Linked DNA regions of Homo sapiens: region 1 is linked to region 2. The links are chromatin contacts, found by Hi-C in ENCODE. All regions are on one chromosome and are shown on one strand. The core of a region is the stretch at or near the end of the contact, and the rest is flanking DNA. Distances in the headings are between cores, read along the strand shown.

Region 1 (4,527 bases), core at 1,669-4,168, 120 kb before region 2:
TAATCCTAGCTACTTGGGAGACTGAGGCAGCAGAATTGTTTAAACCTGGGAGATGGAAGTTGCAGTGAGCCAAAATCGCGTCACTGCACTCCAGCCTGGGCGACAGAGTGAGACTCCATCTCAAAAATAATAGTAATAAAATAAAAAGTAATAATAAACCCATCAGAGGCAAAGGAGATTTAAATACTCTGTCTTGGACTTCAATAAAAATCCTCAGGAAAGCAACATGAATTTATATACAATGACCAGAACTGCCCCCTAAGTGAACCCTATATCTTTTGGATATAAGAAGTTTTTCCAGATGAGTGGAAAATTCCCCAGCCCCCTGTCGAAGTTTAAGAAAGCAAGGCAATGAGACAGTTTGTTTAGTTTTATAGCTTGGCCCCTGTATGACATTCATTTGTTCAGTCTATTTAATATATAATTCCTCTGCAGCTATAAAAAGATGTCTTCAAATAGGAATTTGAACTAATTTCCTCCCTGCTTTTTCTAGAAATTCCAGTAAATCCTCGAGTCTGGGGCAACAGCATTCCCATAGTTGGCGTTCCTGTGGAAGGAATGTCTCTCATTTGGTTGGAGATTGCCTGTTAGTTTTGCTTGATTCCTCCGAGGATGATGTGCATAAAACAAGATTCCATTTCCTTTCTAAAAGAAGCCTGTCCCTATGCGTCTTTCATATACAACAGTTTTCCTTTAGTGTATTTCCATGTGCTGGAGTGCTCCCATAAAAGGCAGCAGTAATGCTGTGTATAGAAAACTTTTGCAAGAGTTTCATTTGGGAATTTTTATTATGATATCCATCCTTCTCCCATTTAGTCCTCATATCATTCACTGTGGAATTCCTTAAAGAACTGTTTTGATGCTGAAGCAGATATTATTAACTCTGGCAGAGAAAGCACATTGGTCTCACAGGCAAGAAGCGGAAGTTCTCAGCTCAGATGATATTTTACCTCATGATCTCAGGCAAGTTGCCTATTTGCCTAATTTACCACATCTGTAAAGAGTCAAGTTTATGATGGTGGTGGCAGCAGTGATGATGTGTGCTTGTCAGTGCTGCTTCCTTACACACACACTGTGCACCACACACTGTACTCCACACTTTGAATACGTTGTCTCAGTGTCTCCTAAGAGAAAGGAACTCTTATCCTCATTTTTTTAGGTGAGGAAATTCTGACCTGACATGCTGGGGTAATTCTCCCAAGGACACACAATTAGGAGAATGTTGGGCCCACCTGCACTCTCACTTGTTAGCCAGCTCTCAGAAGAGGGATCAGATTATGGGTGGCCTTATCTTGACAGAAGGAGACAAGACATTGAAGATGAAAGACAGTGGCAAGATGCATGTTTCCTTTTTCTAATTGTTCATTTAGAGCTCTTGTTAGAAGGTAACAGCTTACCCTCTGTAGGCTCATGAATAGCTTGATCCCTAGAGGCCAGGCTCCTTTATCACATATCAGAAAACTCTCTCTCTCTCTGCCGTCAAAAGAAAATAAATACGAAAACTACACTCCGAAAATGTGAAAGTTCAACCACCTTATTTAAGAAGTATTTGCTCAGAATTTCCCCATAGATCTGAAGGCTACAGCTCCAATTGTGCTTTTCCAGACAAGCTATCACTGAAGTACCCTTAAGTGGAAACTTTTTGATGCCTCACTGCTTGTCTTGTCCTTTCAAGTAATCAAAGTTGACTCCAGTCCTGCTTATGCAGAAGACCTTCTCCCAAGATGACAAAGGAACAGTGTCACATCTTTTAGGAAAGACAATCCAAGGGGCTCCCCCTTGTTTGTGTTAATTTGTATTTCTGTGTTGCACCCTCTGTGGTGCAGGGAGGTGATGGCCCCTTGCCTGCTGTGTATATGAGGGCGTGCACTCATTTTCTGAGCCCTTGCCTGCTGTGTATATGAGGGTGTGCACTCATTTCCTGAGCCCTTGATAGCTGCAGCTGAATTTTCTTTTCGGACTGGATGGATTTCACCTGTGTATATGTGACAGCTCATTTCATCAGTGCTGTTGGGAAGATCTCTCCTAATTATACATCTATCAGTCTAAAAAACGGCGTGGCTTTTTCCTCCCTGAGATATAATAGGAGTGGTGAGTAAGAGAAGAGGTTTTGAGCAAGGTACACCTAAATTTAAATCCTAATAACACTTACTCAGTAGCTGTCTATCCTTGGTCGTGGTATTGACTCTGTCTAAAGTCATGTCATCACTCAGTGTTTCTACTAAAGGCGAAGGAGCACCATTCTAGTTTTGTACTCAATGTGTTTTTGAAATACCAGAGCCAAGCTATCTGTCAGAAATTGTATATCTTCCCTAGTCTGGTAATGAAGCTGCGATTTCATGGATTGGTCAGTTACATGGATTGGTCAGTTATGAATACTGAAAAGGCGCTAAGAATTCTCTAAAATGTGGTACCAGAATGCCCTTAGTTTGATTAAATAATGCTAGTGTGGAATTAAATCAGTATTTTACTTACTTTCTTTTCCCCAAACATTTCCATTTCATCCAGTCTAAGAAGCACTTCTCTTCTCCCCACTCCTCCCGCCTCTTCAATGGAGTAAAAATAGCACCAACCCTGAAGTCATAAGGATTCCCCTTCAAAGTCTGTCACAAGTTAGTGATAGCATCACCATGAAGTCCTCACCTCTAGGCCTCACCTGTAGAAAGTAAGAATTTGAGCATATTGGTTTCCAAGATCCCTTATAGCACAAGAATTTTTTCAGGAATTGGCTCTATTGTTACAACCTAAATTTAACTGCCTTGTTGAGATCCTTGGGGTTTCTTTCATTAGACTATTCCACTCCACTGATAAGTGAGTGCATTTCGGAATTACACACAGAGATAGCTAGGCCATGGGGGCCCAATAAATACTCACTGATTGTTGGCCCAGCGAGCCAGGAGACCTAGGTTCTGCTCCCACCCCCCACTGGCTGGCAGCCAACCCTCATAGGCCAGCTTCCTCCTGTGGATAAAGAGGATTGCTCAGTGTATCTCTAAGGTCCCTTTCATGCCTGACATTTTCTGGTTCTGAAAATAAATGCTAATGATTGCCAAGTCCCAGAAACACCCTGGTGAATGCTGGATTTTGACCAAGGGTGAGCTATGTCACTGACCCTCTCTATTGACTGAACTGACTATAAAGGGAAAGCCTGACTGCCCAGATCTCCCAGCAAGTGTGTTTTCTTGCACATGGGGGAGTAACTGGATGATGTAATGCTGAGTTATGTAATGCTGGTTCTTCACGGTCGGCTCCAGCAGCGGGGCCTGTTTGAGAAAAGCCTGGAGCTGCACTTTGTGAAAGCTTTTGACACCCAGCAATGGCAGGAGTGTTGCATGGATCATGGTGATTTCTGGGGTACTGTGACCTGGAAAAGAGAACCTGCCTTTTCCTACAGGTGATAGGTTATAGATATCTCATTTACGAATGAGGTTTCCCTCCCTGGAACTCATCAGAGCTTCTGAGAAGGAGTGAGGTGGAGAAGGGGGAGCTGGTAAAAATAGCAAAAATAAATTTTCCTCTTGCTTTGAACCAGGTTCTATTTTAGCAGAGCCAAACTTAGTGTTTTGTTTTTTAAAAAATAAGTATCAGCTATTATTTGAAGCTCACTGCTGTCTGTATAGCTGTTCATGTTTTTTGTAATATTAAAGTATTTTTCCTACTGGAAATAATTTTTGAAACTCAGCCTGTTTTTTTTTATAAGACATTGACCATACTTTTTTCTCTCCCTGGCAGTTCAGGGAACCACTCGGAAAATGGCTTGCTCCTGTCTATTTCTGTACTGTGTTCAGCCTGTCCCCCGATAGTCGTATTTTATGGCCAGCCTCTGCAGTATTCCAGTTGATTTGTAACCATGAGTCTCTCTCCAGCCAGATTGCAGGATGCCGGAGGGCTGGGCCTTCCATGTCCTTGGGACCTAGCACAGCACGAGGCACACAGCACACCCAGTGCACTTGTGTCTGCATTCACCTCCTCCCCTAGGGAAGGCCTTCAGTGACCTTCCTGCCCCTTTCTTCCTGCTGCAATCTCATTGTTCTCTGGACCAACAACACACTTTATTGTGACTTTGCTTAATAGCATGATCACATTGTTTTAGAATGGCATTTTAATAAGTCATCCTGTCCCTACCCTGTGAGCTTCCAGAGGATTAGCGTTGTTCTTATTCACTGTGATCCCCAGTGCCTTGTTGATGCAGAAAGCACTCCATTAATGCCTAATATAATAAGGCCAAGCTGGCTTGGTAGGAAAACGTAGGGAGTTCCGCTGAAACTCAGAAGGATGGTTCCAGTCCAGACTCTGACTTGCTTTCTGGCCAGAAGTCTTCACCTACCCTGTGCACCACTTAGCATCTTTGCGAATAGACAAAGTGAGATGATGTGCACTAGCACCCTGTGGAAACAGCAAAGCTGCTGATCAGTGTAAAGCAAAAAGTGACCGAGGCAGATCTCAATCGATAGAGGTTTATTTGGCCAAGGTTGAGGATGCACCCGGGAAAAAGAAACACAAGTCACGGGAGGATCTGTCATCTGT
Region 2 (4,395 bases), core at 913-3,412:
CCGGCTCTCGCAGATCACAGCCAGGGCCTGCCCGAGGACTGGCATTTCAATTCACCAAACGTCTTAATTCGGAGGGGGACGGAACACTTTCTACAGAACATTTTAAAGCACATGGGAAGTTTGGGCCCTTTCGCAGTAGAGAGGAAGGAACGAAGGGGAGGAATTTGTAGGCTGTTGTTTAAGGATTGTTAAAGTGCGCACATCATCAGCTGACAAAGATCGGCCGACTGCCAATGCCTCCCCAAACTCACGAAAGCCAAAATTCAGAGTACAGCGTAAAAGGGGGTGCGAGTGGCCTTTACTTTTATAAAGGACATTTGTACACAATGTCGCACAATAAACAACGTCAAGTCTGGGCACACATTACCCACATCTCAGTCAAAAGAAAAGGGTGGCCTGGCCCAGCCCCGAAGGGTTTTCTCTGAGAAATAGGTTGGGGTGTAAAGGTCCCACGCGTGCACCCACAGTCCGTGGCACCTTCCTCTGGTGCACCGTGGCAGGACGCTTTGTTCTTTCCCTAGGGGTCTCCAGCAAACTGCAAGGGCTACAATATGATATTTAGAGTTAAAAACCAATCCCAAGGCCTTAGAACCATGCCCGGGAGTTGGGAGCCTTTTTCTTGGAGGCAGCTGCTCCGGGCCTTGGAAGTTTCTTCCTATTCTGACGCAGGCTGGGAATTCTAGAGGCCTTGTAGGAAGGTCAAACGGACGAGAAGACTGAGGTCAGAGGCTTTCGGAGCATTGCCCGGGCTCTCTAAGCTCGCTCACTTGTCTGCGGGGGTGCGAGTCGACGGTTCAAAGTCTCCCTCCTTTCCCTCCACGCGCCCCTCACGCCAGACTCGCCACGCTCAGCAAAGCGTCCCAGCAAGTTCCTTGAGGCGGCAGCCCGAGCTCCACGTGCTAATCAACCCCGCCCCACGGCTCTTCGAAACTCTCCAGGCTCAGAGCGCGTCCGCAGGGCGCGCGTAGCGCAGCGTGTAGTTGGCGCCCGCGTTGTTGTCCCAGTACTCGCCCTGCGCGCAGCGGTAGCAGACAGCGAAGTGGACCGCGACGCCGCGCTCGTCGGCGTCCTCTTCGTCCTCAGGCTGCAGGCCCGGGGGCAGGCACAGCGAGAAGTGGAAGCACTCGGCGCCTGGCTCTTTCTTGGCATCCCCGGACCCTGGCTCGGAGGCCCCAGACGGTGCCTCTGGCTGCTGTGGCTCCAGCGGCTCGGGCTGCAGCTCAGCCGGCACGTCCAGGAAGGAGCGCCACTCGGTAAAGGTGTAGCGCACGGTCACGGCCCTGGGCCCAGGGCAGCTGAGCACCCGGCCGGAGCCCTTCACCTCAGCGCCCGAGGCCGTCGAGCACTGCACGCGCTCCAGGCACACGCGCTGCCGCTGCAGACGCTCGGCCGCGGCGCTCGGCCCCGGGAGCTGGAAGAGCGGCCGGAGCCGGGAAGGCGGCGCTGAAAGGGGCGCGGCCACTGCCGCCGCGGCCAGCAGCCCCCCGAGCTGCTCCAGGTCCTCGGCACGCATAGGGAAGCTTCGGAGGCGCGAGAGCACGGCGGGCGGCACCTGCGGCTCCTCCGCCTCGCTGAAGTGCTTCACGCTGGCCAGGCTTAGCCCCAGCGTGTCCGCGAACTGCACCCGCTTCTTGCACTTGGCGCAGCAGCCGCCCGGGCCGAGCTGTGCGTCCTCCGCCCCCTCGCCGCCCAGTGCCACCGCCTGTTGCTGCTGCTGCTGCAGGAACTTGGCCGCCTGCAAGATGGGGTCGGCGGGCAAGGAAAAGGAGCGCGCGCGGCAGCGGCGGCGGCATTCCAGCAGCTCCTCCTGCTCCTGGGGGGCGGCCTCTTCCTTCGGGGACAGGGGCCTATCCCCTAGCTGAGCGTCAGGACTCGGGGTCTCCGAAGCGCCACCGCCGTCGCCGCCACCCTGCACACAGGGGACCACCGGGGCGGGCAGCTCCTCGGCCGGCGGGGCCTCTCGGAAGGGCGCTGGTCCCGGCGCCTCCAAACTTAGCCGCGCCCCTATGGGCTCCATGACGCCGTTCGCCCCTGGACTTGCTCGGGCCGAACCGGGCCCCTCTGGAGACTTAACTAACTCCTCGGGCCGTGGAAGGAGCGCAGGGCTGCAGTTCAGGCTCGCCCTCCCCGAGGCGAGTCGCCCCAGGCTCGACAAGACAACGTAGTTCCACTTTGGAGCCTCCGGCTTTTAGCTGCGGCTGCCCAGGGCGAAGTGGGAGGAGGATGCGGGCCTGGGGCCGGCTCCGGGGCCACGCCGCCTCCCGGTTGAACCTGCCCGCGACGGGGGAGGGCCGGGGGCGGGGAGGCGCGGCCGCTGGGACACCTGGAAGCCGTGTTCCCGAGTGCTCCGGTGGAATGCGGGGGGCGACTTTCTGTCGTTCGCGGGCTCCCTGCAGCCCTCACCCGCACCCCCGGCGGGGCTCGCGTCTGTTCCGCTTCTTGAGTGCCTCGAAGTGGGGGTGCAGAGCTCGCGCTCAACCTTCAGAGACCCCCACGTGCACAAAGTCTTCCTGCCCATGAACTTGGCCTGACGGCTCTGCCCCCAGAGGGTCACTGAGCGCTCTCCTCTTGGCTGCCTCACGGGCTGGGGAGTCCCCGGTGCAGCGCGCAACTGGGGAAATCTTGCCTACGCAGAGGCTGGAAGGAGGCCCATTCCGCGCCGCCGGAGAGCGGGGAGCGCATCCCTTCCCTTCTGCTCCTGCTTTCCCCAAACTTCAGGGCGCCCCGGGTTCCAATCCCACTCGGAAGCCTGACTCGGTCAGGCGCGCTCCGCTCTGCTCTTCCGAAAGCCGGGAGGCAGGAGCCGCCGCCCCCATCTGCCCAGTGGCGGCGCGGGGTGGGCTGCGGCCAGACTGGGGCGGGGACCGTGTGGGGACGCGCCGGGGAGCGGCCATGGCCCGCAGCCGAGAGCGGCCGGAGGCCATTCGCGCCAGGCCCGGGAGCACGTCCCGCCCCTCCCCCTGTCCCGCCCGACGCGCCCGCGAGTCCGCGCCCCGGGATCCCGCAGGGAGGGCGGAGAGGGGGCCCCGTGGGGCCGGCGCCCACGCGGCACGCACCACCTCCCACCGCAACCGGACGCCAGCGCCCCAAGCACCCTCCCCGCCCACCGGGAGTGGGGGCGTGGCCCGCGCCGGACTGCGCTGTCACCGCCCTGCTGCTCCGGCCTTGCCAGGGGCCAAGGCCCGAACCTGAGGCCGGGGAGGGGTGGGGAAGCGCGTCGTGGTACCTAGGGATTGGGGGAACGTCTAAAAGTGGTGTTTTTCTTGTTTTGGTTTTAAGGCCACCCTGAGGGCCATCTAAGTCAGTGATTCTACTTCAGCATGCACGGACATCACTCGGGGGCCCGTTGTCACATCACAGGGCCCCACTCCCAGAGTTTCCTTCTTTCTAACTTTTTCGAGATAGGGGTCTTGCTATGCTGCCCAGGTTGGTCTCAAATTCCCGGCCTCAAGCAGTCCTCCCGCCTCAGCCTCTAAGGTAGCTGGGATTACAGGCGCCCCCCACTGCTCCCAGCTCCCTAGCGTTTGTGACTCAGTGGGCTTGGGCTGGGGCCTGGAAGTATTTCTAACAAGGGGATGCTGATGCTGGGCTCTGGGGACCGTATTTAAACCTATGTGGATGTGTATTCAGTTACTTATATAGAAAGTTGGGGATTCTAGAAACAGAACCACTAATTAAGAAACGTAATTAATTGGGGCTTCATAACTAAAACATGTCATGGTTTGGCAGAACTGAAAGGGGCCAGGGTTTTAGCCATGTTGGCAGAGGGCAGGCAAAAGAGATGGTGGGTGAGGAGCGTGTTAAGAGCTTACATTGATTGACTGAGCACCTACAGGATGTCCTGTCCATGAAATAGGAATCACATCATTCCTGCCTACATATAGGACACAACACTGCAGAAAGATTTCTCATCGCCAAGGCCCCACAGGGTGGCTTTCATGGGATTTGAAGCCAGGCAGCTTAGAGGAAACATTTCCCCCATCACTACTAAGCCTGGGCTGGGAGTGATGTCCTGTAAAGGGGGCCCTGCCGGTCCCCTTGCTGGACTCTTGCTGGTCATTTTATGCCCAGTGTGGAATTCCATGACTGTGTCTTGACTTGGGCATGGCATCTCCAAGAGGCCCCAGGCGCACACGGCCTGTCTTCCTGCAGCAACTCTGATTTCGGGAAGGACATTGCTTTTACATTTAAATACACATTGCTACATTATGGAGTTAAATACAAAATTCACAAGCTATTTTAAAGATAAAATAAGACTTCAAAGAGATTTTGAGGTGGTGGCGACCCTTTGGGCTACAACCCTCACGGGGGCACATGCTCACTCCAGGACAGAGAAGGAGGTGAGGGAGGTGCTGGGGCATAGAATTTAAGGAGGCATCACTCTCAGGGTCATGC

The links. Hi-C counts contacts between places; a loop is a spot of excess contacts on that map. Pooled maps may share reads with other maps.
Region 1: a loop to region 2 is called in a map of heart left ventricle, with 2.0 times the contacts of the local background. The contact joins the enhancer-like site here to the promoter of PPP1R3G in region 2. A Hi-C loop is called at or near these places in 3 of 168 maps with a recorded cell type or tissue (ascending aorta, cardiac septum and heart left ventricle) and 8 of 50 pooled maps.

Annotation. Positions count from the first base shown.
Region 1 is chr6:5,204,707-5,209,233 of GRCh38, reverse strand. All of the region lies in intron 2 of LYRM4 (LYR motif containing 4), which reads left to right. The region is part of intron 3 of LYRM4-AS1 (LYRM4 antisense RNA 1); the gene reads right to left. Among named protein-coding and RNA genes, the nearest start is that of LYRM4, 54 kb to the left of the region's middle. RefSeq lists a silencer at 185-479. Within about 2 kb of position 2,918, at least 26 of the 41 ENCODE cell types and tissues checked have a DNase peak (open chromatin) inside an H3K27ac peak, as active enhancers do; they include ascending aorta and heart left ventricle, where a contact is called at or near this core.
Region 2 is chr6:5,083,108-5,087,502 of GRCh38, reverse strand. It overlaps PPP1R3G (protein phosphatase 1 regulatory subunit 3G), which reads right to left and starts at 2,162. Exons shown (of 1, transcript NM_001145115.3): 1 at 1-2,162. The coding sequence starts at 2,017. The coding sequence ends at 941. All of the region lies in intron 3 of LYRM4-AS1 (LYRM4 antisense RNA 1), which reads right to left. It also overlaps a transcript of LYRM4 not described here. RefSeq lists silencers at 1,411-1,640, 1,671-1,720, 1,861-1,960, 2,211-2,390, 2,801-3,080 and 1 more and an enhancer at 1,191-1,880.